2 separate regions of the Homo sapiens genome follow, and region 1 is linked to region 2. Evidence: read pairs that join two places in POLR2A ChIA-PET (ENCODE). Cell type or tissue: PC-3. All regions are shown on one strand. Links, peaks and the distances in the headings refer to the core of each region. The heading gives the core; the rest is flanking DNA. Region 1 overlaps LINC02838 (long intergenic non-protein coding RNA 2838). Region 2 overlaps ABCA13 (ATP binding cassette subfamily A member 13).

Region 1 (16,245 bases), core at 7,773-10,272, 170 kb after region 2:
TTAATTTCCATATGATCAGATTAACATATCTTATTTTTTAAGACTTCTGTTATAGCTTAGAATTTAATCAATTTTAGTACACATTCACATGGAAAAAAATTGTCTTCTCTTGATCTGCGTTCAAGTTTTATATGTGTGTGGGCTGAGTGCGGTGGCTCACATTTGTAATCCCAACAATTTCTCCCAAATTGAGGCAGCAGGATTGCTTGAGCCTAGGAGTTTGAGACCAGCCTGGGGAACACGGCAAGACTGCATCTCTACAAAAATACCAAAATTAATCAGCCATGGTGGCACTCACCTGGGTCCCCACCAGCTACTGGGAAGGCTGAGGCAAGAGGATTGCTTGAGCCCAGGAGGTCAAGGCTGCAGTGAGCCATGTTCACACCACTGTATCCTAACCTGGGTGACAGAGTGAGACTCTCTCTAAAAAAAAATAATAATAATAAAATAAAAGGTTTCGTGTGTGCTAATTATATTAATTTATTAATTATATTGTTCTAATATTTTATATTCTTTCTGATTTACTTACTGTCACTTACTGTCATTTACCGAGAATGTTACTTAAACATGAAATTAGAAATTTGTCTACTCTTTTAAAGTTTTTTTCATCATTTTTTTTCCAAGTTTACCTTAGTTTTAGTAGTAAGTAGGAAAAGTTTTAAGTCTCAGAAATTATGTAATTGGAGACAAATGTATTTTCGGGGACCTTTTTTTCTATTTCTCTACAAAAGTTAATAATAGTATCCATTCCTGTCTTCCTATGGTACATAACGTTCATAACATTGTTAATTATAAACAAGTCTGTGGAGCCCTGATAAACTACCAACAGGTTTTCTAGGACTGCCCTTGACATAATTTTTGACACTTAACAAATATGACTAAGTTAGTAGGTATATAATTTTTGTCTCCCCTTAAATAGAACCAAAAAAGGAAGAAACATTTGAATGTTTAAGCAGATAAATACAATTACTACAATCTTTATTATATCAACCTGTTAGAACATATTTCAATTATAAATGCAACAGAGGGGTTTCAAAGTCAAAATGTTCAATTAAGGCACCTGGTTTCTATTAGATTAACATTTGTGTAATCTATTTTTGTCTTTTATTTTACTTTCAAGCTACTTATGTTATTGAATTTAAGGTGAATTTCTTATAAATAGCATATCATTGAATTCTGTTTGTTTACACACTCTGAAAATCTTGTTACCCATTGTAATGCCTCTGTGACCTAGCTGAATTTCTACCTGATCTTAACTCTGCTTAGCTTTAGGAGACAGGATGTCTGAGGTCAGAAGTTCCCCCTGGTGACCAAACCAGTTAAGACTGATGAGATTCAAGATCCAGCTCACTTCGCCTTTGAAGAACCTCCAACTTCATTATAATTTATTTTCCATACTAAATGACACTCCCACCAGTGCCATGACAGTTTATAATCACCATGACAATGACCAGAAGAAATTATGAAAGGACAAAAAGGAAGACCACAACTCCGGTTCTGAGGAATTCTCCACCCATTCCCAGAAAAGACAAGAATACTCCTCCCCTTGTTTTTAATGCCCAAACCCTTCATTAAAGATGTCCCATATCTGTGACTTCCTGTCTCTCATTAATTGAGAAGTTAATCTGTGAGTCAAGCTCCCACTTCTTAAGTCCATGGCCATTGAATAAAGCCTGCACTGCTTGATGCTCACTTTTGGTTTCATGCATTGTCTTCTCATCACTGCATAGAAAAAGAACCCATTTTAAAATCAGTAACACTTTGATTTCTAACGGATTAAATTTGCCATTTTATTGTTTTCTGTTTGTTTGATTTGCATTTTGTTCTTCTGTTTCAAGTGGGTTACTTGAACAGTTTTAAGAATTCTGTCTTTATTTACAGTGTTTCAGAGTTCAACTCTTTGTACAGTTTAATGTTGTTGTAGGTTTCACAGTATACCTAACATGTGACTTGTCATAGTCTATTGGTATCAATGGTGAGTCCTGTGAAAGTTTATTTCCACTTAGGTCTCTTTACCGTCCTCATTTTTCAATATCATTATCTGGAGTACAAGATAATGTAATAATTTTTATTTCACTAATAAAATATGGTTTATAGAATTCATAAAGAAAATAATATATTATTATGTATCTATATTCCATGTCCAGTTTTTTATTTCTTTCTGATCTCTAAGATCTTTTTCCTTTATTATTTCCTTTCTGTTTTAAGACCTTCCTTTAGCCAGGCTTTAAGAGTAGGTCTACTAGTGACATATCCTACATATCCTTTTAGTTTTCTTATGTCCAAGATGGTCTCTATTTCATCTTCTTACCTTAAGGATAATTTCACCAGTTATAGAATCTGTGGTTCAGTTTTTTTTCCTTAAATATCATTTGAAAGTTTTGTGTCATTTTCTTTTGGTTTCCAAGGTTTTGGATGAAAAACTCACTGCCATTTGAATTGGGGTTCTCTTGTAGATAACATAGTTTCTCCAGCTACATTCAAGCCTTTTCTTTGTCATTAATTTTCAGAAGATTAATTATGATGTTTCTTGATACAGATTTCTTTGGATTTATTCTATTTGGGATTCATTTAGATATTTAAATTTGTAAAGTTTATATATTTTGCTAACTTTAAGAAGTTTTTATCCATTATTTCTTTAAGTAGAAATGTTGAATATTTTACTTTTCTGTATCCCTAAGGCTCTGATCAATTTTTTGGGGGGGCGCGGGGCGGGGGGTTCTGTTTGCTATCTGTTATTCAGACTGGGTAAATTTTAGTGATTAGTCCTCAGGTCCATGGATTCTATTCTCTGTCATCTCTGTTCTACTAGGAAGCCCATCTGGCAAGTTTTTTTAATTTTTATTATATTATTCATACCTGGGTAAATTTGATTTGGTCTTCTTTGAGTAACTTCTATTTTTCTGCTGAGATTTGCTAGTATTTGTTTCAAGAGAGTTTATAATTGCTTATTAATTCAATTTTATGATAGCTGCTTTAAAGTCCTCATCAGATATTTCCAACATCTGTATCATTTCAGTGTTGGCTTCAGTTGATTGTGTTTCTCAGGTTGTGATTTTCTTGGTTCTTGGTAAGATAGGTGATTTTCAATTGTATTCTGTGCATGCCTGTTATATCTATTATGAGATTCTGGATCCTGTTTAAATTTCCTGTTTCAGCAGGTATGCTTTCTGTTTAGATTTAGCATGCAAATAAATCTTAGATGAGCCTTTGTAGTAGTATTTTGTTCTACTTGGTTTATATGGTGTGTCTGGGGCTCCTGTTGGACCTTGCTGGCATCCCGAGGGGGCAGAAAGTTCTTTCTCAGGACGGGGCATATGGTCTCTCCAGGTGGCGGAAGTGATTCTCCACCATGGAGGGACAACAAGTCTTCCCAAGCCAGGTGGCTTGTTGAGGCAGGATCCCATTTGCCTGTACTTTCTGACCACCCAGTGTCCCTCAAGTGACAGAAGAGATTTTCATGCCTTGTGGGGATAGAAATTGCTTACCAGAGTGCTTGTTATGGAGGGATCCCCTTGCCCTTTCCAATACTGTCTGGCTGCCTGCTGTCTCCTGAGGGCAAGGGGAGTTTCAGACCTGTGAGACCAAAGTTGTCTCCAAGATTGGACACCCCACCATGTCTTGTTCTTTCAGTCCTCAGTCCCTAACAAACTCACCTTTGTCCTCCCATCTTTCAGAATACGCCTTTTGTTGCATCTTGCACTATTTCCAGGATTTATAGTTAGACCTAGAGGGGAGAAGCAGGGAAAGCCAAGTCTATACCATGTTGTCCAGACCACATGCCTCCTTCAACTCCCGCTAAATTCGAAGAAGTAACACATTTAGAAATGTTATATTTCTTGTTGAATTGATCTATTTATCATTTTAAAATATGTTTCAATCTTTACTAATGATTCTTGCCTTATACTTTTTATATTCTTGGAGCACTAGCATTCACTGGTTAGTGTTTGCCTCGTATATGTTTTTCCAGTGTACTTTAAAACTTCCTATCTCTTTATAATGAATTTGTTTCTCTTGTAGGCAGCTTGAAGTTTGGTTGTATATTTCACCAAATTGACATTATTTGTCTTTTGATTAGAGTTTTTAGTCTATTTATATTATTTGACTTAATATAAATCTAAGTACAGTTAAGTCTAAATCACCAATCTTGCCATGCTTTCTATTTGTCATCTTTTATTTGATCAATCCTTTTCTTGCATGTTTGTATGAAGTAAATATATTTTATTCCTTCATATTTTTTCAATCTGTTAGCCTGTTAATCATTATTATTAATTCTTATTTTTATTAGTACTTACCTTCACAATTACTATTTGCATCCCTGATATAGTTGAGTGCTATTGTGCAACCTGGCAGCCACTGGCTACATGTGATTTTGGAGCACTTGAAATGTGCTAGATTGAATTGTGCTGCAGATGTAAAATACACACTGGATTTCAAGTATTTAACACTGACAAAATAATACATAATATCCAGTATTAATTTTTGTATCTATTAAAATAACATTCGAGATAGAGAATTAAATAAAATATGTTATTAAAATTAATTTCATTCTCTAAATTTTTCATTCTCTAAAAAATTTTTAGTGTAGCTATTAAAATTTCTGACTTCACATGTATGATTTACATCGTATTTCTATTGGAAAGTGTTCCATTGTATTCTACCTTAAATCAGTGTCTTTACTGCTCTGTGAATCATAAAAAGACTTTAAAACATTTTAACTGCATTGAGACTCCTTTTCTCTCATATTGCTTCAGTAAAATATTTTAATTTTACATATTTTAAATCCACCAGATAATATTAATACTGTTTTAAACAGCCAAGCGTTATGTACATTTACTCACATATTCACCCTTTTTACTACTACTGCTTATTCTATTTTACTGGGAAAATAATTTCCTGGGAAAATAATCATGGATCATTTTTCTGCAAGAGCTTCCTTTAGTAATTTCTTTAGTGTCATTTTTATCATAATGAATTTTTTAGTGATTGCCTGAAAACATCTCTTTTTTTCCCCTTCACTTTTGGAGGAGATTTTCACTGGATGAAAATTTCTACATGGTCAGCTATCCTTTCCTCATTAAAAATAAATGTCATTATATTGCCTCATTTTTTCCATCACATCTTTTGAAATGTTAGCTTGTCAGTTTTACTGTTGCCTTTTTGAAGGTGTACACATTGTTCAATGATTACTTCGACAATTTTATCTTTGTCTCTATTTTTTAGTAGTTTGCATATGGTATGTGATGGTGTCAGAAATTTTTTCATTTGTCTTGTGTGAGGTTTGCAGAACAATCTGTTTATTATTTTTTATCATTTTTAGAAAATCCTTTGCTAAACATCTCTTCAAATATTGCTCCTTCCCCATTCTCTTTACTCTCTGATTTCAGATGCTAATTACACATATATTAGACCTTTTCTCTGTGCTTCATATGTGTCTACTCTTTTTGTTATTTTCCTCTTTGTCTTTCTTTGGTTCAATATGGATGTTTTATGCTTAATCATCTTCAGTTCATGAATCTTCTTTCCTGCTGCATCTAATGTGTATTCACCTATCTATATTGAAACTTTTTGTCATTAATCCTTACTATCACTTATATTGCTTTTAATATCTAGAATTTCTGTTTTATTATTTTATATATTTTAATTCTCTGGTGAAATTTTCATTTTTTCATCCCTTTAATTGAATATATAATAATAATTTAAGTATTCATAGACTCCGATATATAGATCACCTATTGGTCTGCTTCTGATGTCTTATAGTCTCTCGGGTTTTAGTTATTTGTTCTTACTTCTTGGCATACTTGGTAAATCTCAATATAGTACAGGATGATTTGTAGAAATTCTGAATTAAATTTCTTTGCTCTATAGAAAAGAATTTAATTTATACTTTTAGTCATATAGAGTATAATCAGATATTTACTTTCAGTTCACCTTTACTGCTATAGTATATCCTTTCCAGAGTCCCATGAAAAAGCCTGAGTTATGTCTCAGGGCCTCTCCTCTTTGGCAAGCCCAGAACTGTATTTTTTATCTTCCCAGAATCACCAAAGTTCTGAAATATCTGCTTAGCTTTTTACTCTGTTGAAGCCACTTGATGCTTAATTTTGCAGATTCTTGCCCTGTTGTGTGTGCAATTTAGGAATCAGTATTGAGGGGAATTGCGTGCAAAGTGTTGACAGCTCGTCTCCATGAAATTTCCATTTCATTTTGATCCCAAGCCCTTAAGTCCTGGATGCTGTGGTAACATTCAACATCAGTTTAAGTGTGTGTGGGCCAGAGAGACTGCCAGATGCTGTCATTCACGTTTTTTTGTTCAGATTCTCTCCTGATCTGAAAGTCTACAAGTGTCCTCAGAGAAAAAACCTGGTGTTAGTCTAATATTTATCTCATGTCTTTCTCTTTTTTCTGGGACTTTGGTCCTTTGATGTATATCTGTGTTAGTTTTTTTCTGATGCTTTTAAACAACTATTCCTGCAATTGTTTCAGCTTTCTTGTTATTATAGATGGGCAGGTTAGTCAAACAGCAATGACTTTGTTACTGCTGGTAGCAGAATTCAGCCCTGAATTCTCATCACTGAAGTTTGGTTCTGGGATAGTGGAGAAACTTAATATGCTCTATATAGTTGGTTTGGAATCTCCCTAGAATTTTTGAGAAATTAGCACCTTTTATTCTCTGTTTTAGGGCCTCAGATGAAGTTTTAATACTATATAAAATATCTTATTCGAAATGTTCTAAGCACTGTGAAGAGCACAGATGCACTTGGTAAAAGAGATGAGCCAAAATGGAACCTTAGGGAGCTTAACTCGCATCTAAGAAAGTTAATAATAATTATATGAGAGTAGTAATAATTATTATGGCTGGTTTTTATTGAATACTTACAATATTATAGTAATATTCCAAGCTTTATCCTAGGTACATTTTATATGCTTATGCACTGAACTCACAACAACGCTTTATGTTACTCACTGTTATTTGTCCTCTCTTATAGGTGACCAAGGCCAGGGTGGTTAAGTAGGTTACCCAAGGTCTCACAGAGAGTAAGTGGCAAAGCCAGTGGAAGATATCAGAGCAGAGATTGTTGTTGTGAAATTGAAAATGCAATGTATTTTAAATTTCACAACAGATCTCCATCTACTAAAGTTAAGGCAGTCATTGCTTCACAACAAGGATACAATCTATAAGAAAAAAGCCAGATAGTTTTGGCAGAAGTCAGTTACATGAACCAAATGTCAGACAGATTTGGTAAAAGTCAGACTCTTGCCCTGTCTACTGGAGCATCATCTGGAGAAGGTGCATGTTCTCAGAAGTCTCATTTTCAGAAGAGTCATGATTTTTCATAAGGGTGTGGGAGTAGGAGGGATGGCTGAAGAAGGTGTCTAGATATGTATATCTGAAGAAGAAAGTTCTTAGGACCTAATAGACTTCACTATAAATACTATACTATACTATACTATACTATACTATACTATACTATACTGTACTATAAAGCAAGACAAGATGCTGACTTTTCCCAAAAGGACATTCCAAGGGCTTAGTGGTACTTCCAGAAGCTGAGCCAGGCCCAAGCTGCCCTTTGAGCAATGTTAATCCATCACTGTGTGGTTCGCTATTGTCATTCTTCTGGAACTGTGCACCAGTTGCTATGGCTCTGTTTATGCCTCTAGTCTTCCTCTCCTTTAGTGGGAGAGACTGCAAAGTTACATGTCAAAGGGTACAAAATACATAGAGGAGCGAAGACTTTAGAAAATAATATATTCTATCACAGTGAGCACCCCGGAGCTTAGCTTTGGAGATCATGGAAAAGGATGAGGGGTAAAAGATACTCAAAGACTATCTGTGCCAAAAGGACCACTTTGAGATAAAATGTGGCTGTGATAATAATGTTTGAATTTAACAGGAAATTCAAAGAATTGAACTAGAAATATAAAGATACCTTATGTAATATATATATATTTGAATATGGGGGCACTTGTAGGATGGATGAGTGGTTACCAATTTCTGCATTACAGAGTATCAAACAGAATGGAGAGGAGGAGACAGACAAAAAAAAGATGACCTCAGGGTTGTAGATGTAGGGGGTTTGAACAAGGCGCAGCTGAAGATGATGCTATTTTTCAGTTGAGTGCTGGGATTCTAGGAATGAGATTAACAAAATCAAGAGAAGAAAGAATAATTTTGGAGAGAATTATCAGCTCACTAGGGCTCTATCACAATTGTGTTTCTACTAATTTCCCATATGTTTCCAATCTCTTTTTGGAAATGACATTTTTTCTAGGCTGTTCCATGCTCCAAACATATTTGACCGAACCTGTCCTCCTGGCTTTGTCCTAACCATGCACCAAACCTCAACTTAAACATCACTTTCTCTGGGATATGTGTGTTGACTCCATATATAGGATGGAATATCTTGGTTTCACCCAGCCCTCCTCTTTCATGACATTTTTCCTTTTTTTTTTTTGGTAACAATTTTTTTTTAAAATAGCTGTTTTCGCCACTTAAATGTAATATGAATAATATTTTATCCACTTGTCTTTTGATTGTAAAATGAGCCTATATGTAATTCCTGACTTTTGAGTGTTCAAAAGTTCACAAGAAAACAGCATTGTGTAAAGAAAAGTAGATAAACCTCAAACTTAAGACAGAATCCATTCTGCTGCCCCCATGCTAGCCATTGCTGGCCAACAACAGCCTTTTCCATTGGAGCAAAGACTGTTAATTTTTTAAATGTTCTCTATATAAAAATTGATAATTGACTGAACTATCAGTGTGCCATAATTAAAAAGAAAAAGCAATGAAGAAATCTATATAGTAAGTATATAGTAAGTATATACTTACTATATAGTAAGTATATAGTAAGTATATAGTAAGTATATACTTACTATATAGTAAGTATATAGTAATATATTAGGGTTCTCCAGATAAATGGAAACAATAGGATATGTAAATATATATATATCATAAAAATGATACAGACATTTGAGAGAGGACTTGTTAGGAGAGATGACTCACATGATTATGGAGGCTGAGAAGTTTCACAATAGGTCATCTGCAAACTGGAGAATGAGGAAAGCCAGTAGCACACTGAGTCCATGTCTGAAGGCCTGAGAAGAAGCCGGGAAGCTGGGGAGCCTCTGGTACAAGTCCCAGGGTCCAAAGGCTGTTGAACCTGGAGTTCTGATGCCCAAGGATAGAAGCTGGGTGTCCCAGTTTCAGGAGAGAGGGAGAGAATTCACCTTCTTTGTGCCTTTCTGTTCCATCTGGGCTTGCAGCCAATTGGATGATGCCTGCCCACATTGGATAAAGGCAGGTCTTTCTCAGTCACTCTGTTTGTTTAAATGACAATCTATTCTGGAAACAGTCACAGACACACCCAGAAGTAATGCTTTCTAAGCTATCTGGATATCCCTTAATTCAGTTAAGTCGATACCTAAAATAAACCATCACAGGGAGTAATCTTTGAAATCAATTATTTGCCTAATTTTGAAAAAAAAAGAGATACACTCAAAGAATCAACCATAATCTAATACAAATGGTTATCTCATAGGCAAGGAGAATTGGATAAAAAAATACAGGGATGAAAGCAACATTTTACTGAATATACTTTTTTATATAGTTTGGACTTCTGTAAATATTTTCCATGTTCAAAAAGCAAAATTTAGTTAAAAAGCACACCTCGAAATTGAAAACAGAAACAAATGAACCTACATATTAATATGGTGAAATGAATATATAATATTTTAAGTAGTAAGTTTAAATATAGTGACCTGACCATATACACTTTTTCAGTGTTTATATCCTATAGAAAAATTAAAAAACTACAAAAAAGTTTTAAAATTTACTTATATTATTGTAAGTAGTAATATTGACATGATAATTTTTAAAACTTTGAAGTTAAGTTCATGTTTTAGAGAATAATTTTAGATCATAAATGTAGAAGAAAAAATCAGAAATACCATCATTTTTTAATATTCATAAAATATTAAATTAAGTCAGAAAGTACCCATGGTTACTAATTCATAAAAGTTTCTGGTGAATAGAATTCTTTTAGTGTAAAAAGCAAATAAAATGTGTGCAAATAGCTTGATCATTGCAAAAAAGAAAAAAATATATTTTAATTGAGAGATTAATGTTACTACTAGTGCTATATCTGAATAATAGTTGCTTCTGCATATGATACAGTAGGAAGGATAACTTCACTTGGAAATTACTCTTGCAACAAATGTTTTAACTAAATTGAATCAAATTTTTAGACCTAAATTTCATTCAGGAAATACATGGGCTAGAGCAGTATTGCTCAACCTTGGTTGCCTATAGAGATCACCCTTCAGCTTTAAAAACTACTGATGCCTGGATTCTATCCTGAGGATTCTGTAGAATTGGACAAATTTGAATGTGGACTGAGTATTTAGAGAATTATTCTTTAATGAGCTGTGATCATGATATCATGATTCTATTTAAATGAGAAATCTGTTCCGAACACCAAAAACATTGAGGTTAGTGGCAGCTTTTTAGTCCATATTTTATATCAATTTGAGATAATATTTTTGAACATTGTTTCAAAACACTAGGTTTAATTAAGAAATAATTAAAGACTTTTCTGATTCCTTTAAAGTCATCAGTTTCTTTTTTCATAATAATGACCACTATCTGTGGGTATGTAATTCATTTTACTTATATATGTAGTGGCTTCCACTTGCCTCTAACCACAAAATAGTAAATGAAAACCAATATCACATTCCTGGAGGGATTGCAGAGATTAGTGTCACTGTCTAGGTCTTGAAAGATGCAGAGACAGTGATTTCTACCACATCCCAATTCAACTTGCAGGTGAATCTTGGGAAATGATTGAAGAAAATAGCAGTTGCTATTCCAGATGTGGTTTTGCTGTGTTAGAAAAGTAATGCAGCCTCTGGTATCTGACACACTGTTCTGTATCCTGTGATTTTTTTTTCTCTATATATCTGCTGAGAAACATCACCAGAAGAAATTTTCTTTTCAGCTAGCCATGTCTTCATGGGCCTATCTGAGGAGTAGATCAACTCTTCTGCCTTATTCATAATTTAGTTGCCTTTTCTTCGATAAGACATAATGTTGGTCCATTACATTGATAACATTATGATGATAAGACATGCTGGATTAGTTTAAGTTACAAAAGAAGAAATGCTTCCATTAGGGGACACAACAACGATTCCATTAAACTAGCAGTTAAGACCGACACCTGGCCGCTTAGGTTTCTCCTGCTTGTGAATCAACAGACAAAGGAGGAGGTACTGGGCTGACTAGGGTGATTGACACTAGGTATCAAGGAGAAATTAGGTTTCTGCTACACTGCTGAGGTGAGAAAGAATATGTCCAAAATAAAGGTGATCCCCTAGGTCACTTCTTAGTATTCCTATGTGCTATAATTAACATGAGTGAAAAAAATGGAGCATCTTTCAGACAAAACATCTAATAGCCCAGATCCTTCAAATGTGAAAAATTGGGTGACCGCATCAGACAAGAAATGATGACCAGCCAAGGTGTTTGCTTTGGGAAAAGGAAATATGAATGGTGAGCTGAAGAATATAGTTATACATATTAGCTATGACCTCGTGACTGGATGCCGAAATGAGAACTGTAACAGTTGTAAGTATATCCTCTTGATCTCAATAGAAAAACGTTTATAATAACATAAAAATAAGCTAGTATATTAAATCCTAAATCTTGAGAAAGTGTACCTGTAATGACAAATTGAGCCAGATCAAGCACTTATGTCATCCTCCATCCAGTTACCCCAGGGTTATTCCCACACATGGCCCACAGGCTCTTGTCAATCTTTTCTTATGGGACTTTGTATTTTTCTCCTGAAAGAATGTTGTTGTCTAATTCTCATTATAAGTTGGAAGCTATACGAAATGGAAGGGTTAACTGTGGCATGTGTATGAGGCTTTTCTTGCATTGCTATAAGAAATACCTGGGACTGGTAAATTTGTTTTAAAAAGAGGTTTAATTGGTTTACAGTTCTGCAGTCTTTACAGGAAACATGAGACTGGCATCTGCTCAGCTTCTAAGGAGAGGCCTCTGGAAGCTTACAGTCATTAGCTGGTACCTCACATGGCAAAAACAGGAACAAGTCAGCAGGTGGGTGGGGGGGGTGCCACACACTTTTAAAAGACCAGATCTCTCGTGAGGACTCATTATTATGAAGACAGCACTAAGCCATGAAGGATCCACCCCCATGATCCAAACACTTTCCACCAGGCCTCACTTGGAATTACAATTCAACATGAGATTTGGACAGGGTTTAATATCCAAACTGTAACATTCCACCCCTGCCCCCTCCCAAATCCCACGTCCTTCTCACATTGCAAAATATAGTCATGCCTTCCCCACTGACCCTCATAGTCTTAACTCATTAATGGAAAGCGTTAACTGAAAAGTCCAAAGTCTCATCTGAGACAAAGCAAATCCCTTTCACCTATGAGCCTGTAAAATAAAAAACAAGTTAGTTACTTCCAAGGTACAATGCGCATATAGGAATTGGGTAAACATTTTTATTTCAAAAAGGAGACATAAGCCAAAAGAAAGGTGCTACAGGCCCCATGCAAGTTCAAAACCCAGCAGGGCAGTTACTAAATCTTAAAGTTTCAAAATAATCTACTTTTTTCATATCCCATATCCAGGGCACACTGGAGCAAGGTGGGGGTGGGGGGGCTCCCAAGGCCTTGGGTAGCCCCGCTTCTGTGGCTTTGCAAGGTGCAGCCCCCATGGTTGCTTTTACAGGTTGTTGGGTGCCTTGTGACTTTTCCAGGCACGGGGTGCAAGCTGCCAGGGCTCTACCACTCTGAAATCTGGAGAATGGTGACCCCTTTCTTATAGCTCCACTATGCAGTGCCCCTCAAGGATTCTATGTGGGGGCTCTGACTCCACAATTTCCCTCTGCACTGTCCTAATAGAGGTTCTCTGTGGGGGCTCACCTCATAGCAGGCTTCTGCCTGGGCACCCATAGTTTTCCATACATCCTCTGAAATCTAGGTGGAGGGTGTCAAGCCTCATTCATTCTTGCACTCTTTGCACCCTTAGGCTTAACACCACATGGAAACCACTAAGGCTCATAGTTTTTGCCCTCTGGAGTGGCAGCCCAAGCTGTAGCTGTACCTGGGCACCTTTGAGCCAAGACTGGAGCTGACACAGCGAGGAAGTGGGGAGTATTATTTCAAGGCTTTGCAGGGCAGTGGTGCCCTGGGCCTGTCCCACTAAACTATCATTTTCTCCTAGGCCTATGGGCCTGTCATGAGAGGGCTGCCTAGAAGGTCTATGAAATGCCTTCCAGGCCTTTTCCTCATTGTCTTGGATATTAGCATTTGACTCCATTTTAGTTATGGAAATATCTCCAGCAAGAGGTTGCTCCACAGCTTGCTTGAATTCCTCTCCCAAAAGAGCTTTTTCTTTCTCTGCCCCATGACCAGGCTGCAAATTTACCAAACTTTTACACTCTGCTTCTTTTCTAAAATAAATTGCAGCTTTAGGTCACTTATTTGCTCCTGCATCTGAGGGTAGGTTGTTGGAAGCGTCCAGACCACATCTTGAATGCTTTGCTGCTTAGAAATTTCTTTCAGCCCCTAGGTTATCACTCTTCAGTTCAAACTTCCACAGATTCCTAGGGCATGAACACAATGTAGCCAAGCTCTTTGCTAAGGCTTAACACATGTGACCTTTGCTCCAGGTCCCTATGAGTTTCTCATTTCCATCTGAGACCTTGGCAGCCTGGATTTTACTGTCCATATCACTATCAGCATTTTGCTCACAGCCATTTAAATAGTCTCTGAGTAGTCCCAAAATTTTTCTTACCTTGCTGTCTTCTGCTGAGTCCTCCAGACTCTTCCTATCTCTGCCTGTTAACCAGTTTCAAAGCTACTTTCACATTTTCAGGTATCTTTATAACAATATCCTAGTCCTATTATGATTTTTTTTTTGTATTGGGTAATTCTTGCATTGCTATAAAGGAATACCTGAGACTAGGTAATTCATAAAGTAAAGAAGTGTAATTGGCTCACAGTTCTGCAGTATTTACAGGAAAGCATGGTGCTGGCATCTGCTCAGCTTCTAAGAATGCTTCACGAAGCTTACAGCAATGTTGGAAGGCAAAGGGGAAACCAGCACATCACATGGCAAAAGCAGGAGCAAGTGAAAGAGAGGGAGAGGGAGAAGGTGCTGGGTGGGGGAAGGTGCCACACAACTTTAAATGACAAGATCTTGTGAAAACTAACTGTCATGAAGACAGCTCCATGCCATGAGGAATCTGCCCCCATGATCCAAACATCTCTCAGGGGGCCTCATCTCCAGCATTGGGGATTACAGAGCAATAAGATTTGGGTGGGGACAAATATTTAAACTATATCAGCCTATAAACTAAAAATAAAATCCTAAGCCCCCAACCAACTGAACAGATTTCCTCTTGGCCATAGGAATCCCAGAAAAACCTTAAAAACTGAATTCCTGGCTGTATTAGTCTATTTTCACACTGCTGATAAAGACATACCTGAGACTGGTTAATTTATAAAGAAAAGAGGTTTAATTGACTCACAGTTCCACATGGCTGGGGTGCCCTCACAGTCATGGCAGAAGACAAAGAAAGAGCAAAGGCACATCTTACTTAGCAGCCAGCAAAGAGAAAATGAGAGCCAAGTGAGAACAAGAGCCAAGTGAAAATGAGAGCCAAGCCACTCTTATAAAACTATCAGATCTCGTGAGACTTATTCATTATCACAAGAACAGTATGGGGGAAACTGCCCTTATGATTCAGTTATTTCCCACTGGGTTATTCCTATACCATGTGGGAACTGTGGGAGCTATAATTCAAGATGAGATTTGGGTGGGGACACAGCCAAACCATATCATTCCACTCCTGGCCCCTCCAAAATCTCATGTGCTCACATTTCAAAACCAATCATGCCTTCCCAACAGTCCCCCAAATTCTTAACTCATTTCAGCATTAACTCAGAAGTCCATAGTTCAAAGTGTCATCTGAGATAAGGCAAGTCTCTTCCGCCTATGAGCCTGTGAAATAAAAATCAAGTTAGTTACTTCCTAGATACATGGGGGTACAAGCGTTGGGTAAATACAGCCGTTCCAAGTGGGAGAAATTAACCAAAAGAAAGGGGCTAAAGGCCCCACTCAAGTCCAAAATCTAGTAGGGCAGTCAAATCTTAAAGCTCCAAAATGATCTCCTTTGACTCCACATCTCACATCACGCTGATGCAATAGGTGGGTTCCCATGGTCTTGCCCAGCTCTGCCCCTGTGGATTTGCAGGGTGCAGCCTCCGTCCTGGCTGGTGTCATGGGTGCTCATTGAATGTCTGTTGATTTTCCAGGCACATGGTGCAAGCTGTTGGTGGACCTACCATTCTGGGGTCTGGAGAATAGTGGCCCTCTTCTCACCACTCCACTAGGCAGTGCCCCAGAAGGAACTCTGTGTGGAGGCTCTGACCCCACATTTCCCTTCCACACTGCTCTGGCAGAGATTCTCTATAAGGGCCCTGCCCCTGCAGCAAACTTCTGCCTGGGCATCCAGGCATTTCCATACATCCTCTGAAATTGAGGCAGAGGTTCCCAAACCTCAATCTTTGACTTCTATGTACCTGCATGCTCAATACCACGTGGAAGCTGCAAATGCTTGAGCTTGCACCCTCTGAAGCAACAGCCCGAGCTGTACTTTGACCCCATTTAGCCATGGCTGGAGTGGCTGGGATGCAGGGCACCAAGTCCCTAGGCTGCACAGAGCAGGGGGACCCTCGGCCCAGCCCACAAACCCATTTTTTTCTCCTAGGCCTCCAGGCCTATAATAGGAGGGGCTGCCATGTAGACCTCTGACATGCCCTGGAGACATTTTCCCAATGGTCTTGGCAATTAACATTTGGCTTCTCGTTACTTATGCAAATTTCTGTAGCTGGCTTGAAATTCTCCTCAGAAAATGGGTTTCTCTTTTCTATTGCATCAGCAGGCTGCAAATTTGCTGAAATTTTATGCTTTGTTTCCCTTTTAAAACTGGATACTTTTAACAATACCCAAGTCACCTCTTGAATGCTTTGCTGCTTAGAAATTTATTTCATCAGATACCCTAAATCATCTCCCTCAAGTTCAAAGTTCCACAAATCTCTAGGGCAGAGGCCAAATGCTACCAGTCTCTTTGCTAAAACATAACAAGAGTCTCTTTTACTCTAGTTCTCAACAAGTTTCTCATCTCCAACTGAGACCACCTCAGC
Region 2 (16,245 bases), core at 4,960-7,459:
AAGGCTATATAATATGAAAAACAATTACAATAGAAAAAAACACATGCAAGGTAATGAATAACCTTAGAAGGAAATATGGTCAACCTATATGTTAAAATGTAGATGATGTTTTCAGCATAAAAGAATAAATAAGTAATAAGATAATACCATGTTGCTGAATGGAAAAGCTGAATCATCTTACTATTACTCTCCTCTAGCAAGTTTTATAGATTTAATGTAATTCCAATTGATATTGCAGAGAATAGAGTAGGCTTTACACAGAATTTCTGAAGTTTTAAACACAAGAATAAATAGATGGGTCTAATCGTGACATTTTTCAAAAAGAATAGGTTGATAATGGCTAAATGACTTAAGAAATATTTCAGTGCATTATATTGACTTTGTAATAAAATAATGTCTTTCTAATTGGATTGCTTAATCGATAAGAGAAAATCAAAATATAAAAAAGGTAGTATACACATTTTACATTAGTGATAAAAGGAAAAGAAGTTGCAAAATTTTCCTGAGATTGGTATTTTCTATCCCTCAAAGAAAATTAGAAATAAGGCAAATAAACACATTGTTTATTCAATAAGGACATTTCTTTTAGACATTAAATTAATGTAAAATTTACAGTAGAAAATACAGATATATTTAAACATAGAAATTTAAATTTCTTCTGTAAGTCGAAACATTAAAATTGAAAGGCTGAAAACAAGGATCAAATAAGACAAAGCATTAATAGGTATAATATGTAAATTACTGTATAGTGATAAGGAAAAGACTACAATTACAATACAAATAGGCTAGCTGGGCACGGTGGCTCACGCCTGTAATCCTAGCACTTTGGGAGGCCGAGGCAGGCAGATTGACTGAGGTTAGGAGTTCGAGACCAGCCTGGCCAGCATGGTGAAATCCTGTCTCTACTAAAAATACAAAAATTGGCTGAGCATGGTGGTGGGCACCTGTAATCCCAACTACTCGGGAAGCTGAGGCAGGAGAATCGCTTGAACCCAGGAGTCGGAGGTTGCAGTGAGCCGAGATCGCACCGTTGCACTCCAGCCTGGGCAACAGAGGGAGACTCCATCTCAAAAAAGTAAAAAATAAAAAAAATAAAAAATAGGCATAAGACTTAAGCATTAAACACAATATGAAAGTGAATGGTTAATAAACATTTTAAAAATAGTTGCCATCATTAATATAAAAATGCAAAACAAACAACAGATACATATATATTTTTAATCATTATAAACAACTAAAATGTAGTGCACAATTTCATGAAGGTATAGTAAAGTGGACACTGTTATATGCTTATCTTTGGAATATAAATCATAATTTTACTGGAGTTAAGCATGGCAATATATATAAAAAATACTTGGGCTAATAATTTTCCTTCTGGGAAATTTGTGCCTAGGGAGATAACAGAAACTTGGATAAAGGTTTAAATGAAAATATATTTATTCTAGTAAATAATTGAGAAGGTATTGTTCCTATATATTTAACAATTACATTAATTACAAAATGTTGGTGCAAAATCATTTAAAATAATATTAAATATATTAAAATGGAAGATTAGCATAACTTGAAAATGCTCTCATTACTAGATAAGAATTATCTAAAACGATTATATTAGTACCTATCTGAGGTCACAAGAAAGGAGGGAAATTTCCAGGTGCCATAAAAGAAGAAACCAACAAACCTGATGTGATACTGTGCAATATATATTTTTGTCTTAGACCCATTTCCAAGCCTACAACTCCTAAAATTCTTGGAATGTCCAAACTGATGTAATTTTTATGCTAATGATTTATGGCGCTGGCAGCCTCTAGGTCACTTCAGGATGGGGCTGGTCACCAGAAAGACCAAGGCAGGATTACAGGGTTGGGACTTCCAGCCACACCCCTCAATCTCAGGGGATGATGAGACGCTGAAGGTTAAGTTGATCACAAATGACCAACGATTTATTCAACCATGCCTCTGTAAAAGCTCTGTAAAATCCCCCAAAACTGTGTTCAGGGAGTTTCTGGATACCTGAACACTTGATAGTTCCTGGAGGGTGGTTCCCAGAGAGGGATGGAAGCTCCATACCCCTTCCCACATGCTTTCCCTTATACATCTTTTCATTTCTATCTTTTGTAATAGTCTTTGTAATAAACTGGTAAATGCAAATAAGTGTTTCCCTGAGTTCTGTGAGCCATTCTAGCAAATTAATCAAACCCAAGAAGAGGGTCATAGGATCCCTGGCCGATCCCAAAAGGTCAGAAGCTCAGGTAAAACAACCTGAGGCTTGTGACTGGCATCTGAAAGGGAGCGGTCTTGGGGACTGAGCCCTCAACTTGTGGGATCTGATTATGTCTGCAGGCAGATAGGGTCAGAATAGAACTGAACTAGAGAACATTCAGCTGGTGTCTGCTGCAGAAATGATTGCTTGATTGTTGGTGGGGAGAAATCCCCACACATTTGGTCACAGAAGTCTTGTGTTGATTGTTGTGGTGTGAGAGCAGAGGAAAAACAGAGTTTTCACACTTTCATTCCAGAGTAATTGCTTGTGTTGCCACCTAAGAAAGGGGCAAAGCATATGTAAATTTCTGATTTGGAGGCATAGGTTTTAATGTCCCTGATGGTGCAAGAGCTATGACTGCAGCTCTGCATGTGGAGAAGCATTGAACTGAAACTCTGTATAAAGCTAGGATCGTTGAAAGGCTGCATCCTTACTGAAGGGGTAGGATCTAGAAAAGACCTTCTACTGGCATAGAAAGATAATAGGAAAACATTAATTTCTGTCTAGGATTAGAGGTGAAAAGAAAAAAATCTCCCCTGGAATTTTGAAAACCTGAGCTTATACCCTAGAACTGAAACTCCTAGAATTGTGGGAGTTTAAATTTGACTACCTGTGATCTGAGAACCACAACTCCCCCTACCCAAGAATATAACATAAACATTGACCTCAGTTTGATGATACCCATGGGCACTTTTAAGAAGAAAACACAAATCTTTGCAAGGATGGTCTCACAGCTCATATATCATTTTTTTTCAAGAGCCCATTAAAGTGGAGTGACTAAACAAACATTACAAAACACACAAGACAACTATCTACTATATAGATAAATTAATGGCTATCACAAAAAGGAGAATTGGCACACAAAGAATGTAATGTAAGAGAACTACAATCACAAAGAAAATGTAAGAAGTACCATGATATGAGAGAGAATAGATTTGAAAAAAAAAGTACTAAGATTAAAAACTGTGGCTATTAAAAAGAAAAACAATGGTTGGGTTAAAAACAAATGATGTACTGCTAATAAAAAATATGAAAATGAAATTATGTGAAATATGGAGGATAGAAAGAGGTCTAACATAAGTCTAATTAGATTTCTGAACAAAAGAATAGAGACAATGGGAGAGAGGCACCATTTGAAGAAATAATAGGTGAGGATTTTCTAGTGTTAAGACTGTTGCTTCCTTCAATTGAAGAAACATTACATTTATTGAATATAATAAATGAGACATTCATACTTAGGCACTTTGTGTTGAAACCAAGAATTCCAAAAACAAACTCTTAAAAGAAACAAGGTGGCAGGTCACCACAAAGTAAGAAATACACCTGCATCTGTTCACAATAATAGCCACTAGCCACTTGTAGCATCTAAAATTAAATGTAAATATGTTAAAATCAAATCAAATTATAATTTTTTTCTCAGCAGCCACTAGCAACATTTCAAGAGTACAAGAACCTTCTGTTTCAGGCAGCACAGATACAAAACATTTTCATTGTTGCAGAAAGTTTAATTTGGCAGTGATGAATTAGACCAAAGACCAACTTCTTGACAGCAAGAATATAAACAGAATCCAGTAAAATGAAAGAACATAATGAATCAAAATGCATTAATAGGTCAATAGTTGTTATATATAGACACAGAATTATAGGTTAAGTTTTATTTTTTCTTAATCCTTCCTGTACTTTCCAAATCTTGCGCTATGATCGTGTGTTAGATTATCAGACAATTAAATAATAAACGGGATATAAACTCTTAAGACAAAAGCCTTTCTCTTCACATTTCAAACTAGCATTTTTTGAGTTTGCTCCATTTTAATATATGCAACTGGGATAAACTGTTTTTTCCTTAGGTTTTCCCGTTTTTTAAGTGACCGTATCATAGAATTCATGTGAACAATAACTATGAAGTGCTATGACACCATCAAAATTCTAAGTATTATGTATATAATACTTAAAAATTTATGTATAAATTACTGTGCTTCATATAAACCAATGCACTACCAATATATACAAAAAGACATGGAACTCATTTATTGCTTTTAAATGTTTCATCTTCCTTTAGACTAATATGAATCACAAATTAGAGTAGTTTGAATCATAACCTCACCAACTAGCAACTAGTTGACAATTTAATTTTCTCCATTTAAAATTAAATGACAATTTAACAATACTAACCTAGGAAAACAATGAAAGAAAGTCCTCTCTAATTTTACATCAAAGTGATTTTTATTCTTGCAGACACCAGTTTAAAAAAATGGTCTAACTGTGCCTCTATGTTTGTATGTATCAATTATCTGTCTGCATGTACACATGCTTGCATGTACATATACACAAAAATGCTCATATACAGTGTATATTTTTTTCATTCATTTCATTCAGTTTTTAAATTTACATCATCATATCAAAATGTTTTCAGAACTGCTGCACAGTCTTCACATTAATGCCTACCTTGTATTCCACTGGTTTTCTATGCCAGCATGTACTGAGTCATTTCTCTATTACATAGTTATATTCTCATTTGAATTTCCCTTCCCTGGAACAAAGTATCTCTTAGCTGAAAAAGTCTTATTCTGTGAAAGAAAATGCTGCCTCTTCCATGCTATGTCTAAGATATGGCAGAATGTGCAAACTAGCAGAAAGCATCTGTATTTAGCCACAAGCATTGACTTCAGTCGGCCCCATGTAGATCTGTATTAGATGGGTTTCCCTGCTGCTTGCTGCCTCAGGCTTCCATGGGGAGCACCCAGAATACAGTATGTGCAGAGGTGTTCTTAATTTCACACTGAAGATGCTCACTCCTCTGCACACATGGTCCGTGATGTCCCAACTTTACACTGGTGTAAAAATGATACACATTTCAGTGAGTACCATACTTTGGGTACCCATACAATCATTCTTTTCACTTTCAGTACAGTATTTACTAAATTACTTGAGATATTCAGGACTTTATTATGAAATAGGTTTTATGTTAGATGATTTTGCCTAGCTGTAGGCTAATGTAAGTGTTCTGAGCACACTTAAGATAGGCTAGGATAAGTGATGATGCTTGGTAGGTTAGGTGCAATAAATGCATCTTCAACTTACAGTATTTTAAACTTACAATAGGTTTATTGGGATGTAACCCCATCCTAAGTTGAGAAGCATTTGTATTTGCTACTTGTTGATGTTTACTTCCTGTTTGCTAACACACTACCTGTGGTGTGGCTTCTGTCATCCACGATGTCTTTTGTGTCTTTTCAAGAACAACAAGGTTGATGCATAGCTAGAACTGATAATATGTTCTTTTTAGTGGAAAATATCTTCTGTATATAACAAACTGCTAACTGCTCATACACAGCGAGTATTTTCATTTGTTAGTTTTCACTGGAAAATATTGTTTATCCTATAGGAATACATATATTTCTATATTCCTATCCCGATATGCCACTATAATTAAATCATCTTGGGTACAGTCTTTGTTTCATTACGCAGTGGTATTAGAAAACTTCTGAAAGTCCCCTGGCGGAGAAATGTCCCTAAGCATTTTGTTAATTAAGGGATAATTTCACTGAAGAGGAATATTGGAAGGAATTGCTTTCTTTCTCAGACATTTAAATATAAAAGCCGAGTTGAAGTCTTTGTTAATCTAGAATCTATTTTTCTTTCTAAGGCTATGCCAACATAAAACCATATTTTCTTTAGTTAATGTAATACAGTACTGGGAGTGAAGGATGATAAAAACACCAGCATGTAACACATTTTTTTTTTTTTTGTCCACAGATTGTTAAACGTCAAAAGCAACCTCACGCTATGGCTTATGTATTGAGCTGTGTGAGAGTTCACATGTCGACTTCCAATCTTCAAATTTTAGTTAATATATTGTTTGAGCTCCCTAGCGCTTCATGGGAAGTCCTCACTGGGAGACCTTATCTCCCTTTCAGCTGCTCTCGTTACATAGAAACTAAGCCACCATGAGCAATGTGCAGGTTCCCTCATGCCAGGGTGTTTTCTGCATGCCTTGCTTGCACAGCTTCTATGTTCCCTACATGCTCCTTACACCTGGGGAGCTCTAATCCTGTCAGTGCCAGGCACAGGTGAGTCTACTGACTCACACAGGAAGGGAGGATTATTCTCAGCTTCTTTCTAAGATTGAAACTTGACTACATCTCTATTAAAATAGAGATGGGTGGTGGTTGCCTGGTAAACCTATAGCCAGACAACTCTAGCCTATTTAGGAGTCATTATTTTTTCTTTACTTTTTTTAAAAAAAATTTACTTTAAGTTCCAGGATACAAGTGCAGAATGTGCAGGTTTGTTACTTAGGTATACATATGCCGTGGTGGTTTGCTGCACCTATTAACCTGTCATCTAGGTTTTAGGCCTTGCATGCATTAGGTATTTGTCCTAATGCTTTCCCTCCCCTTGCCCTCTACCCGCCAACAGGCCCAGGTGTGTGTTGTTCCCCTCCCTGTGTCCATGTGTTCTCATTGTTCAACTTCCACTTATGAGTGAGAACATGTGGTGTTTGGTTTTCTGTTCCTTTATGAGTTTGCTGAGGATGATGGCTTCCAGCTTCATCCATGTCCCTGCAAAAGGACATGATCTCGTTCTTTTTTATGGCTGCATAGTATTCCATGGAGTACATGTACCACATTTTCTTTTTCCAGTCTATCATTGATGGGCATTTGGGTTGGTTCCATGTCTTTGCTACCATAAATAGTGTTGCAATAAACATACGTGTGCATGTGTCTTTATAGTAGAATGATTTATTTTCCTTTGGGTATATACCCAGTAATTGGATTGCTGGATCAAATGATATTTCTGGTTCTAGATCTTTGAGGAATCACCACACGTCTTCCACAATGGTTGAACAAATTTACATTCCCACAAACAGTATAAAAGCGATTTTATTTCTCCACAGCCTCACCAGCATGTATTGTTTCCTGACATTTTAATAATCACCATTCTGACTGACGTGAGATGGTATCTCATTGTGGTTTTGATTTACATTTCTCTAAGGATCAGTGATGTTGAGCTTCTTTCATGTTTGTTGGCCAGTTGAATGTCTTCTTTTGAGAAATGTCTGTTCATATCCTTTGCCCACTTTTTGATGGGATTGTTTGTTTCTTTCTTGTAAATTTGTTTAAGTTCCTTGAAAATTCTGGATATTAGACCTTTGTCAGGTGGGTAGATTGCAAAAATTTTCTCCCATTCTTTAGGTTCCCTGTTCAGTCTGATGCTAGTTTCTTTTGCTGTGCAGAAGCTCTTTAGTTTAATTAAACCGCATTTGTCAATTTTGAATTTTGTTGCCATTGCTTTTGGTGTTTTAGTCATGAAGTCTTCATAGGCAGATGAAGCATAGCTAACATTTCTGTCCTATGCTTACCACAAAGTAGCTGAATATTTATTTTTATAGAAAATTCTGCGTTTCATATATTTTCTTCTTTACCAAACTCTTTGAAGTCTCTATTTTTCTTTTTTTTGGAAATGGAGTCTCGCTCTGTTGCCCAGGCTGGATTGCAGTGGTGCGATGTCAGCTCATTGCAACCTCTCCCCAACCTGATTCAAATGATTCTCATGTCTCAGCCTCCAGAGTAGCTGGGAGTACAGGCGCCTGCCACCATACCTGGCTAATTTTTGTATTTTTAGTAGAGACGGGGTTTCATCATGTTGGCCAGGCTGGTTTTGAACTCCTGGCCTCAAGTGATCCGCCCCCCCTCAGCCTCCCAAAGTGCTGGGATTACAGGCGTGAGCCACCAAGCCTGGTCTCTACTTTCTTTTTTATCTTTGAGTAACAAATCTCTTAATTTATGTGTGTGTTGTTGTTTATTCTTCTTTTTTCAGTGGATGATGCCACTGGCTGAATAATACTGTGAATCCATCTATTTATCTATCTACGTACCTACATACCTATCTATCTCATCTATCTATCTTTTTAATCTATCCATCCGTCTGTCCATCCATCCGTCCATCCATCCATCCATCTGCTTGGCAGACCTGCACAGGTCATCCATGTTATGTCACCTCCCCACACTATCAGTGTGCACCAACTGTCATCCCAGGCAGATACTGTTTTTAATAATTTTACAGATAAGACTAATAGAGGCCAACTGAAAATTTTTTTTACCTTCCAGCTCTTTACTGAGCATTCTATTTTAGTCATATTTCTAAATATTTCAAGAATTATTTTTTCTCTCTTGACTTATTTATGAAAAAAATGGCATCCTACTTTTTAGAAATGCAATATCTAAATAAATCATTTTTTCTTTAAATATTGATGTATTTTTCTTTTAAATTAGTTTATCTGCATTGTTTCAGCTACCTGAATTTTCTGGAGTTTTTTGTTTGTTTTTGTATTGTTCATGTCATATATTTCCTTCAAATAGCTAATGTTTTGTGATTGTCTACTCCTACTTAATATGTGAGCATTAAAATCCTTAATGAAAACCCTTGGTATATGGCTAGGGCTTACTGACTGTTCACTATAGAGTGAGCTATCATTTTGATAGAATTTGGTGAGGCAATAAAAGTAAAATGTACATTTAAACTTCATCTTTAATTAGATGTCTAGATTAATTAAAACCACTTTTGCATTGCCACTATAATCCCATGTGATTATGTTGTATTCCTTTGAATTTTTCAAAAATTTGAATTTCCAGAATCAATAGTGAAATATTTTTGAGTTACAGACACATAAATCTAAGGATTATTAGATCTGTCCTTTTTCTCTTCAGTCTTGATAATGTTCTTTGATTTTAGATTTAGACTGCTTTTAGGTTATTACTTTATTATTTTTTCTTTTCAAATAAATTCGTATGTATTGCACTCTTTTTTTTTTTTAAGATATATGTCTGTTTTAATTTGTTTCTACTGACCACCAACTTTTTCATTCATTATAATAATGCTTAATTCCCAGTTTGGTAAAATTAATCTTAGTTGTGTTTTATTTTTGTAACAAAGGATGACTGCAGTGAGAGATTCCCTGTCCTGATTCCCTGACTACCAGAGAGTAGGTTTCAGCCTTCCCTTCTGAAAGACAAGAATGCACATGCCATTCTAAGGTCACACATTTTCTCACCAGACTCTGGGCATTATCCTACTGTCTTCTGACAGTCAGCATGCAATGGAGAGGTCCAAGGCAGCCTCACTTTGATTCTTGTTCAGATATTTACATGTTTTATGTTCTTTCCTCTGAAGTTAACCAAAAAAAGCAAGAAAACAAAACCCATTAAACTCCTTGTCAAATCATCAAGGCTTAGTAGTATTTTCATTTGTCCTTTTAGCCTTTATTCATAGTTTTGTTTTTAATTTAAGAAAATAATTTTGGTTTCCTTGCAGTCCTTACTAATTTTAACCTATTAACCTGTTGTTCTCATTCTGGAGGGCCTTAAAAAAAAAGTTACAATTTTATCTCAGACATTCCTTTCCTTGGGTTTTATGTTTCTATTTCATTGAGGCTGCTTCATCTTGCATTCTTCTGGAAATACCAGTGTCTTTCCTTAATATTCAGATACATGTTTTGCTGAATCTTAGAGATTTTGTTCCTTTTCCACTGTTTATTTTTAGAGGATGTTGTTTTACTCATCTAAGAAAATGTAAACTTTTTATTAAGTTGATGTTGATCAACAGCAATGGACAGTAGAATTCTCTCTGCTTACTTTGGTGGTGGTTGGATACAGAATTTGGACCTACAACATAGGTTGAATAGAAATGTATAGGTCTTAGTTCAGTCTTGGTTTTTAGCAAGGTTTTACTTTGTACTTCCTTTGTATTGTAGGAGCATTGTTCCTCACCTTTGTTGCCTTTTTTTTTTTTAGAAAAAAATATGTATTGACAAATTATAATTGTATATATTTACGGGGTACAAAGTAATGTTATGATTTAAGTTGTTTAATTTTTAATATTTGTTGGTACATAAGGGTTATATATATTTATGGGGTACATGAGATACTTTGATATAGGCGTACAGTGCATAATAATCACATCATGACAAATGGGGTATCTGCCCCCTCAAACACTTATCCTTTTTGTTATAACAATCCAATTATACTATTAGTTATTTTAAAATGTATAATTAAGTTATTATTGACTGTTATGCTATAAAATACTAGGTCTTATTCATTCTTTACAACTACTTCTTGTACCCATTAATCATCCCCACTTCCCTCCCTACACACCCACTACCCTCCCCAGCCTCTGGTAACTATCCTTCTATTCTCTTTCTCCATGAATTCAATTGTTTTAATTTTTAGCTCCCACAAATAAGTGAGAATATATGAAGTTTGTCTTTCTGTACTTGGTTTATTTCACTTAACACAATGACCACCAGTTCCATACATGTTGCAAATAATGGGATTCTCTTTTATGGCTGAATAGCACTCCACTGTGTATATGTGCCACATTTTCTTTATCTATTCATCTGCTGATGGACACTTAGGTTACTTCCAAATCTTACCTATTGTGAACAGTGCTGTGATAAATGTGGGAGTGCAGATATCCCTTTTACATGCTGATTTCCTTTCTTTTGGGTATATACCTAGGAGTGAGATTGCTAGGTCCTTTGGTAGCTCTATTTTTAGTTTTGAGGAACTTCCAAACTTTTCTCCATAGTGACTACCAATTTACATTCCTACTAACAGTGTATGAGGGTTCCCTTTTCTCTGCATCCTCTCTAGCATTTGTTGCTTGTTGCCTGTCTTTTGGATAAAAGCCATTTTAACTGGGGTGAGATATCTTTTTGTAGTTTTGGTTTGCATTTCTCTGATGATGAGTGATGTTGGGAACTTTTTCGTATACCTGTTTGTCATTTGTATGCCTTCTTTTGCAAAATGTCTATTCAGATTTTTTGCCCATTTTTAAATCAAATTATTAGATTTTTCCTGTATATCTGTTTGAACTTGTTATGTATTCTGGTTACTAATCCCTTTTCAGATGGATAGTTTGCAAATATTTTCTCCCATGCTTTGGGCTGTCTCTTCACTTTGTTGGTTATTTCTTTTCCAGTGCAGAAGTTTTTTAACTTGATGTGATCCCATTTGTCTGTTTTTGCTTTGGATCACTTGTGTTCGTGGGGTATTACTCAAGAAATTTTTGCCCAGACCAATGTCCTGGAGAGTTTTCCAAAGTAATAGTAATAGTAACTGTTCAAGTAATAGTTTCATATTTTGAGGTGTTAGATTTAATTCTTTCATTCGTTTGGTTTTACCTTTTTATATGATGAGAAAATAGGGGTCTAGTTTCATTCCTCTGCATATGGATATCCAGTTTTCCCAGAACCATTTATTGAAGACCATCTTCTTCTGAATGTATGTTCTTGACACCTTTGTCAAAAATGAATTTCCTATGGGTGTATGGATTTGTTTCTGGGATTTCTATTCTGTCGCATTGGCCTATGTGCCTGTTTTTATGCCAGTACCATGCTGTTTTGGTTACTATGGCTCTGTAGTATATTTTGAAGTCAGGTAAAGTGATTCCTCTAGTTTTGTTCTTTTTGCTTAGGATAGCTTTGTCTATTTTGGGTCTTTTGTGGTTTCATATAAATTTTAGGGTTGTTTTCTCTATTTCTGTAAGAATGCCATTGGTATTTTGATAGGGATTGTATTGAATCTGTAGATTGTTTTGGGAAATATGGATATTCTAACAATATTGATTCTTCCAATTCATGAATATGGAATATCTTTCCATTTTTTTATTCCTTCTTTGATTTCTTTCACCAATGTTTTGCCATTTTTATTGTAGAGATCTCTCACTTCTTTGGTTGGGTTAATTTCTAGATATTTAATCTTATTTGTGGTTATATTAAATGGGATTACTTTCTTGATTTCTTTTTCAGATTGTTCACTGTTGTCATGTAGAAATGCTACTGATTTTTGTATGTTGATTTTGTATCTTGAAACTTTAATTTGTTTATCAGTTCTAGTAGTTTTTTGTGCTAGAGTGTTTAGATTTTTTTCAAATATAAGATAATATTATCTGCAGCAAGGATAATTTGAGTTCTTCCTTTCTAGTGTGGATGCCCTTTATTATTATTATTTATTATTATTATTATTATTATTATTTGATTGCTCTGGCTAGAAGTTCCAGTACTATGTTAAATAACAGTGGTGAAGGTGTCCTTGTTGTGTTTTAGATCTTAGAGGAAAGGCTTTCAGGTTTTCCCTCATTCAGTGTGATACTAGCTGTGGGTCTGTTGTATATGACTTTTATTATGTTAAGGGATGTTCCCCAGTTTTTTGAGGGTTTTTAATCATAAAGGGATGTTGAATTTACTGAATACTTTTTCAGTATCAATTGAAATGATTATATGGTGTTTATCCTTCATTCTGTTGTTATGATGTATCACATTGATTGATTTGTATATGTTGAAACATCCTTACATCCCTAGGATAAATTTCACTTGGTCATGATGAATGATCTTTTTAATTCATTGTTGAATTCAGTTTGCTTGTATGTTGTTGAGGATTTTTGCATCAACATTCATCAGAGATATTGGCACATAGTTTTCTTTTTTTGATATATTGTCTGATGTGGGTATTAAGGTAATACTGGCCTCATAGATTGAGTTTGGAAGTAGTCTCTCCTCTTCTACTTTTCAGAATAGTTTGAGTAGGATTGGTATTAATTTGTTAAACATTTGGTAGAATTCAGCAGTGAAATCATTGGGTCCCAGGCTTTATTTTTTGCTGGGATATTTTATTATGGCTTCAATCTTGTTACTTGTTATTCACATGTTCAGATTTTGAATTTCTTCATGGTTCAATCTTGGTAGGTTGTATGTGTCTAGGAATTTATCCATTTCCTCTAGATTTTCCATTTATGGGCATATAGTAGCCACTAATGATCCTTTGAATTGCTGTGGTATCAGTTGTAATTTCTCCTTTTTCATCTCTGATTTTATTTATTTAGGTTTTCCCTCTTTTTTTCTCAGTCTGGCTACAGGTTTGTCAATTTTATTTATCTTTTCAAAAAACAAATTTTTATTTTATTGATCGTTTATATTATTTTCTTTATTTCACATTCATTTATTTCTGTTTTAATCTTTATTTATTTTTTACCAATTTTGGGTTTGGTTTGCTCTTGCTTTTCTAGTTCTTTAATATGATTATTAGGTTCTTTATTTGACATTTTTCTTCTTTTTTGTTGTAGCCATTTATAGCTATAAATTTTCTTCTTGGTACTGCTTTTGCTGTATTTCATAGATTTTGGTATGTTGTGCTCTCATTAGCATTTAAATAAATTTTTCAATTTCTTTCTTAATTTCTTTACTAATCTACTGGTTATTTGTGATCATATTGTTTAATTTCCATGTGTCTCTGTAATTTCCAAAATTCTTCTTGTTCTTGATTTCTAGCTTTATTCTCTTGTGGTCAGGGAAGATATTTGTTATTATTTCAAAGTTTTTGAATCTTTTAAGATTTGTTTTGTGATCTCATGTATGTTCTTTCCTTGACAGTGATCTACGTGCTGAGAAGGAGAATATATATTCTGAAGCTGTGGAGGGAAAGGTTCTGCAGTATCTGTTAGATCCATTTGTTCTATAGTACAGATTAAGTCCAATGTTTCTTTGTTGATTTTCTGTTTATAATATCTGTTCAGTGCTGCAAGTGGGGCATTGAAGTCCCCAGGTATTGTTATATTGAGGTCTATCTCTCTCTTTATCTCTCATAATATTTGCTTTATATATCTGAGTGCTCCTGTGTTGGGTACATAAATATTTACAATTGTTTTACCTTCTTGCTGAATTGACCCTTTTATCGTGATGTAATGACCTTCTTTGTCTCTTCTTATGGATTTTGTCTTGAAATCCATTTTGTCTGATATAAATATAGCTACTCATGCTACATTTTGGTTTCCATTTGCATGGAATATAGTTTTTCCATCCCTTTATTTTCAGTCTATGTGTATTTTTATAGGAAAAATGTATTTCTTGTAGGCAGCAGATCATTGAGTCTTGTACATTTTTTTTCATTTGGCCACTCTGTTTTTTGATTGGAGAGTTTTGTCAACTTACACTCAATATTATTGATAAAAAAGGATTTACTCCTGCTATGTTATTGTTTTCTGTTTGTTTTGGCATCTTCTCATCTTTCTTTTATTCCTTTATTGAAGATGATTTTCTCTGGTTGTATGATTTAATTTTCTGCTTTTTATTTTGTTGTTTATCTGTTGTATGTTCATTGATTTGAGTTACCGTGAAGCTTGCAAATACTATTGTATAACCCACTATTTTAAATTGATGACAACTTAACAGTGATTGCATAAACAAACAGGCAAAAGGAAACTACTAAAAACTCTAGGTTTTAATCTTGTCCTCCAGCTTCTTAACTTTTTTTGTTTCTCTTTAAGTTTTTTGTACTATCTATGTCTTCAAAAGTTATTGTAGTTATTATTTTTGATTGGGTTCATCACTTAGTCTTTCTACTTGATAAGAGTAGTTTACACACCACAATTACAGTATTATAATATTCTGTATTTTTCTGTGTGCTCACTATTACCAGTGAGCTTTACACTTTCAGATAATTTCTTATTGCTCATGAACAACCTTTTCTTTCAGATTGAACAAATGTTTTTAGCATTTCTTGTAGGACAGGTCTGTTATTGATGAAATCATTCGGCTTTTCTTTGACTGGGAAAGTCTTTTTTTTTCCCTTCATGTTTGATAGATATTTTCACTGGATATACTCTTGTAGGATAAAAGTTTTTTCTATCAACACTTTAAATATGTCTTGCCATTCCCTTTTTGCCTGTAAGGTTTCCACTGAAAGTCTGCTGCCAGACATATTGGAGCTTCATTGTATGTTATTTGTTTCCTTTCTCTTGCTGCTTTTAGAATCCTTTTTTTATTCTTGACCTTTGGGAGTTTGATTATTAAATGGCTCAGAGTAGTCTTCTTTTGGTTAAATCTGCTTGGTGTTCTATTTGTTTGGTGCAAAAGTAATCACGGTTTTTGACATTAAAAGTAATTACTTTTGGCAATTAAAAGTAATTACCACAATTACATTTGCACCAACGTAATATAACCTTCTTGTACTTAAATGTTGATATCCTTCTCTCAGTTTGGTAAGTTCTCTGATATTATCCCTTTGAATAAACTTCCTGCCTCTATCTCTTTCTCTTCCTCCACTTTAAGGTCAATAACTCTTAGATTTGCCCTTTCGAGGCTATTTTCTAAATCTTATATGCGTGCTTCATTCTTGTCTGTTCTTTGTTCTTTTGCCTCCTCTGACTGTATTTTTAAGTAGCCTGTCTTCAAGCTCATCAATTCTTTCTTCTGCTTGATCAATTATACTGTTAAGAGGCTCTGATGCATTCTTTAGTATGTCAATTGTACCTTCCCCTTCCTTCCTTCCTTCCTTTCTCCATCCCTCCCTCCCTCCCTCCCTCCCTTCCTCCCTTCCTTCCTTCCTCTCTCTCTCCCTTTCACTTTCTCTTTCCCTTTCTCTTTCTCTCTTTTTTCTTTTTCTTTTTTTTTTTTTGACAGAGTCTCAGTCTATCACCCAGGCTGGAGTGCAGTGGTGCAATCTTGGCTCACTGCCTCACCCTGTCACCCAGGTTGGAGTGCAATGGCGCAATCTTGGCTCACTGCAACCTCTGCTTCCCAGGTTCAAGTGACTCTCCTGCCTCAGCCTCCCGAGTAACTGGGATTACAGGTGCACACCACCACGCCTGGCTAATTTTTGTATTTTTTAGTCAAGATGGGGTTTCACCATGTTGCCCAGGCTGGTCTTGAACTCCTGACCTCAGGTGATCTACCTGCCTTGGCCTCCCAAAGTGCTGGGATTACAGACATGAGCCACTGCACCCAGGAATCAAATGTATTTTTCGACTCTAGAATTACTTCTTGATTCTTTTGATTTTTTCAATCTCTTTATTAAATTTATCTGATAGAATTCTGAATTCCTTCTCTATGTTATCTTGAATTTCTTTGAGTTTCCTCAAAACGGCTATTTTGAATTATCTATGTGAAAGGTCACATATCTCTGTTTCTCCAGGATTGATCCTGCCTTAGC

The links. Peaks named below come from ENCODE experiments on the same cell type or tissue, not always from the same donor. Only the 100,000 strongest peaks of a DNase experiment are listed, where the experiment ranks them.
Region 1: POLR2A ChIA-PET joins it to region 2 with 10 read pairs; 2 of 35 experiments call an interaction of 5 or more read pairs at or near these places.

The regions. Positions count from the first base shown.
Region 1 is chr7:48,709,891-48,726,135 of GRCh38, forward strand. It overlaps LINC02838 (long intergenic non-protein coding RNA 2838), which reads left to right. Exons shown (of 3, transcript NR_183322.1): 3 at 1,267-1,594. Among named protein-coding and RNA genes, the nearest start is that of LINC02838, 9.5 kb to the left of the region's middle. In PC-3, for the core only: no CTCF peak of the experiment used is centred there; DNase peaks (open chromatin) are centred at 9,061 and 9,291; H3K27ac peaks cover 358 bases.
Region 2 is chr7:48,542,555-48,558,799 of GRCh38, forward strand. All of the region lies in intron 55 of ABCA13 (ATP binding cassette subfamily A member 13), which reads left to right. Among named protein-coding and RNA genes, the nearest start is that of LINC02838, 160 kb to the right of the region's middle. In PC-3, for the core only: no CTCF peak of the experiment used is centred there; no DNase peak of the experiment used is centred there.